Regions from separate parts of the Mus musculus genome. Here region 2 is linked to region 1. Evidence: chromatin loops called from intact Hi-C (ENCODE). Cell type or tissue: left cerebral cortex. All regions are shown on one strand.

Region 1 (2,500 bases):
TTATGCTTGTCTTTAAAATGCATAGCTCAGTATAGTTTAAAAATTAAAACTTTGAAAACAATGGACATTTCCATTTGTCAAAAACTGGCCCCCGATTTTCAAGTTTGTTCCTTTTATATATTATTTATTTACTATTAGAAAAAAATGTACTATACTTCATGAACTTTTTTTTTTTTTAAGGGACAGGGTCTTATTCTGTAGACTAGGCTGGCTAGAAAGTCAATATAACCCAAGCTGGTTTTAAAACTTTTTGGAATTCTCTTGCTTCAGCCTTCCAAGTGCTAGGACCACACTACCACCAGGCTCTTTTCGTTTTCTGATTTAAAGATATTTTGATATGCACTTCACTGGAGACAAAAGGCACCATAAATAGTGGAAAGGTAGTCTGTAAGGCTACTGATATAGCTCCATGTTAGAGCACTTGCCTTGCAGGTAAAGAACCCTAAGTTTAATCACAAGAAAAAAATTATATATACTTTTATATTCTATTAAAACATTTAATTGAAATATATAATACAGATATAAGTACATATAAAATATATTTATACACATAAACATATGTTAAGTTATAATACAATATAAAATAAATAATATATACGATATTTTCTATTATATTAAAATATAAATATTTCCTGAGGATTCCCGAGGTATACTTGCAATTTTAATCTCAACACTTGGAAGACAGATGCGGAATGAAACGCTCCTGCCGGACAGAACATTTGAACTAGCCAGGGCTAAATTAGCCAAGATAAAGGCACCGGGAAGAGCTCATAAACGGAATCCGTGAAGGACAACCATTCCCTAACCACCACAGGTAACATCTCAAAACCAAAAAAGTACAAGTGCCGGTAAAGCAGTGGCCTGAACAAAGCTACCACTACCCGTGTGGCCTAACTACACTAGCTGTTACAACGCCAGCAAGCACCCAACCGACACGGCTCTACGCCCACTGCAGGGGGGCGACACGTAGCTTGGAGAGACAAGAATGGAGAACACCTTTCCCAGTTAAACCAAACCTCTCACACGACTACTGGGGACAAGTAGTAACTGATGTGACAACCGTCATCCCCCTGCCGCACAACTTAGTTTAAAGGCATTAAATGCCGCGGGCTTAAAGCTTAAAAACCTGCAGAAAATCTGAAGAGACAGCCGAGGTGCTGCACACCAGTAATCCCAGCACCTAGAACGATTGGAGGCAGGAGGATTGCCGCAAATTCGAGACTAGCCTGGGTTGACTGAAAAAATAAACCGAAAGGAAAAGAAAGCAAAACTGTTATACAAGTCCAAGCCCAAGGACTTAGGCAGGGAGCGGGGGTCGGGCGGCCCTGAGAACTGCCTTCCGGGCCGAAGGAGGAGTCAGCTAGCCCGCCCAGCCGTCGAGAGCCACGCTCGCCCGTCCTGACGAAGGCAGCCGCACTCACCACCGAGTCAGGCCCCCGGCGCCCTGGAAGCAGAGGCGCCTGATTGTTGATCCGCAGCCTTCCCAAAAGCCCCTGCGGCCAGCGGGCCGTTGAGGTGACGTCAGCAGACGCGCACCGCAAGTTGGAACGCGTGGAGGACGGGGTGGGGCTGTGGGCCAGTCGCGCGCGCCTGCGCCTGCGCTCGCGCCTGCGTGCTCGGGCTTTGGAAGCTAAACGTTCGGGCCGCTGGGACTCGGACGAATAAGGCTAGGCTTTCCCGAGCGTCCGTCCTTGCCCCACTGCCTCCGCTGGGCGTTCCGGACTTTGATGCCATGTGTTTTAACCTGCAGTGCACCTTTAATGGCGGCAGCCCTGAGCCGCGCCTCCTAGCTCCCTGTATTTTCCGGCCTCACCCTGCAAGGGTCCTAGACAGGCACTAAGGCAAACGTGGCGTCATAGGTAAGGCGGCTCAGGCTCGTGAGCTGGCCTCGAAACGCCTGAGTAAAGCGGAATGCACGCGTGTGCGTGTACATTAAATATAATTTGGTTTTTTTGTAAGATGGGCTTTAACATTTTTGACAAGTGGGCTCCTCTGGCAGGCCGGCATGGTGGCGCTCACCTCGAATCCTAGAAATTCAAACCCAGTTGGGGCGAGGAGGTAGTTATGCATTTTTAAATTATTATTTTTTTTAAAAAGTGCTCTTGCAGGCGACCCAAATTAAGCGCATCAGGCCATAAATTTAAAAAGTAAGGAAAAGGCTGCGGACTAGTTTGGAGGAAGGCATTGAAGGGTTAACAGTATAATGGGAGAGAGTATGATTAAAGCGCACTATATATCTGTGATGAGATTGTAGAAGAATACGTTTAAAACTGGAAAAATAACCCTGACTTCATTGTTCACTAGCAGTCTGTCTCCCCACCCCCCACCCTCTGCTGCCTTTCCCGTACCGAAAGTGCTGCAAAATCATTAGCATTCAGGGTAGGACTTTCTGATGTCCCCACCCCCACCCCCGCGGCCCTGTTTGGCTTGGATGATTTGTTATGGTTAGTTTTGCAGTTTTTTTATTTGTTTGTTTAAGAAAGGATTTTATTGTAGGGCC
Region 2 (2,500 bases), 230 kb before region 1:
AGAGAGGAAACATCTTTTTGGGATTTTTAAAAATATTTTTATTAGGTATTTTCCTCATTTACATTTCCAATGCTATCCCAAAAGCCCCCCATACCCTCCCCCCCCAACCCCCTACCCGCCCACTCCCACTCTTTGGCCCTGGCGTTCTCCTGTACTGGGGCATATAAAGTTTGCAAGTCCAATAGGCCTCTCTTTCCAGTGATGGCCGACTAGGCCATCTTTTGATACATATGCAGCTAGAGTCTAATGTGGGATAATAGGATACCATTCCTTTTGAGTCTCTAAATGCTGTCTCTTCGTGAAGGAAACGGTGTATTATGCACAAGTATAAGGGGAAGAATGAAACTGCAGAGAATACAAACACCATGGAGGGGTGGTTTGCATGGCAGCATAAATACTAGAAGAAATGTATGAAGTTGAAGTTGTTAAAATAATGCAAAAGGAAGTACTAAGTAAAAAAATAAGTTCAAGTAAATTTAAAACTTCCTATTTCAACAGTGAGATAGGCTAAACAGAAAGAGTACTGATAAATCCAGAGGCGGGCATGATGGCACATGTCTACTTCCCAGACACTTGCAGGCATGGTGATGCAGGACTACACCCTCAGCACTTGCGAGGTGGAGGAAGAAGGATTTCAGCAACTTTGGTACAGTGTAAAAGGAGTAAAGATTCCGAGCCAGAGAGACTGTCCACCATCAAGAGCATGTGTTGGTCTGGCAGAGGATCTGAGTTCACTTCCTAGTGTCCACACGGGGCATCTTAAAGTGTCTGTCTACGGAAATAAGATGCCTTCTTCCAGCCTCCATGAGCACTAGCACTCATGTGCACATGGACACACATTTACACATGATTAAAATTAAAGTACAATTTTGAAAAGAGCAAATATTAAAATTAATAGGGTCCAAGTAGATGTGGAAGCCAAAAAGGTAGGAAGCTATTTCAAATAGCAGAAAACATCCTGAGCATAGGGAAAGATACAAATGTTTATTTTTCTAAAGATAGATTCATTCATTCATTCATTCATTCATTTATATGAGTACACTATAGCTGTCTTCAGACATACCAGAAAAGGGCATAGAACCTCAATACAGATGGTTGTGAGCCACTATGTGATTGCTGGGAATTGAACTCAGGACCTCTAGAAGCACTCAGCCTCTCTCCAGCCCCCTTCAAATTCATTTTAACCAAGTCCATCCAAAGAAATTTATAATAAAGCTCTCCATGGCTTTTTAAAAAGATTATCAAGCCATCAAAAACACAAACAATACACAGACGTGTCTCAATTTATCTTACTGTAGCCAAAACTTCACAGGTCAGAGAAAATGCTGGGAGATGCTGAACTGAGAAAGCTGAGAGGAGAGTCTGCCATCTGATTTCCCTTCCCATGTGTAGTCCCTCACCTCGCCACTAGATGACACTCACTCCCCAGGCATTTGAGCTAAAAGCAGGAACTTAAACTCTCCAAGCCAGAGCTTCCCCAAGCATTGAGGGGTCCTGCAAAGGTTGTTTACTTAGTAACTCAAAAATTCGGGAATCCCTTATGCCATTCAATGGTGTGGTGTAAGGGGTTGTTCAGAAGAGCAAAGGCTGTTCATATAACCAAGTTTGTACCTGCCATAAACCCTTTGTACCATTGTCCCATCTTCCAGGATCCATTTTCCTCCCAAGTGATTGCATAGCTAAGCCTTCTATGCCTTCAGCTACCAGCCTCAGAATATAAGCTCAGGAAATCTGGGGGTCCACATTCCTAACTCATCCAACACGCCTACCTTGGGAACTACTCACATCTGCTGCTTACCAAAAAAAGAAAGGTAAAGTTAGGGTGCTCTAAGGCTCTGGGGGTTCTGGATGCCAGAATCCAAGCTCCCTTAGACTGCTCACATGATGCTTACACGATTACCTTATTTTCTGTGTCTTCCTTTCCTCACTGGCAAATGGTGCTGGTGTTATCATTTTCCGAGTGTCCTACAGGATCCCACATTTAAAGCAGTACGGCAGCTCAAAGGCTGACAGACCGAGTGCTGGATACGGCATTCATGGGAGGAGGCAGGAAACAACGACCTTCTGTCAGAGCCAGACACAGTAAGGTCCTGGAAAAATAGACACTGTGTGTGATGACTATGCATTATCCCTGAGGTCAGCACTTAGCCAGCTTGGCAGCCACAGGATCCTATAAATGTGTGCCAGGCTCCTGCACGAGCATGTTTTCCTGTTCCAACATGTACTTAGAGCAGATAGAGGGTTGTGGTGAGAGATCTTTTAGGCATGCTTACTTGGGTCAAGTTGTGGTGCCTCTGTGGACAAGATTCTCATTTGGCTCATTTGAAGAATCACTTTTAATTTATTATAACCGCTGACTCTTCCTCTGTGGCTCTTCCTACTCTTCCCACGTTAAAAGGAAAGGGGTTTCTAGAACAATTGGGCTTTCTCCAAAAACAGTAAGAAGAGCACCATGGGCCCTTTCTCCATTAGCTAGATAGTAGATCACCCACTTTACAAC

The links. Peaks named below come from ENCODE experiments on the same cell type or tissue, not always from the same donor. Only the 100,000 strongest peaks of a DNase experiment are listed, where the experiment ranks them.
Region 2: it touches region 1 in a loop (2.9-fold over the local background); 3 of 42 quality-filtered maps call a loop at or near these places.

The regions. Positions count from the first base shown.
Region 1 is chr9:7,835,569-7,838,068 of GRCm38, forward strand. It overlaps Birc2 (baculoviral IAP repeat-containing 2), which reads right to left and starts at 1,489. Exons shown (of 8, transcript NM_007465.3): 1 at 1,422-1,489. In left cerebral cortex, no CTCF peak of the experiment used is centred here; DNase peaks (open chromatin) are centred at 969 and 1,558; H3K4me3 peaks cover 2,198 bases; H3K27ac peaks cover 1,795 bases.
Region 2 is chr9:7,602,094-7,604,593 of GRCm38, forward strand. It overlaps Gm31751 (a long non-coding RNA gene), which reads right to left. Exons shown (of 4, transcript XR_379096.3): 2 at 1,901-2,090. Among named protein-coding and RNA genes, the nearest start is that of Gm31751, 16 kb to the right of the region's middle. In left cerebral cortex, a CTCF peak has its summit at 1,417 (motif pointing right); DNase peaks (open chromatin) are centred at 1,426 and 1,824.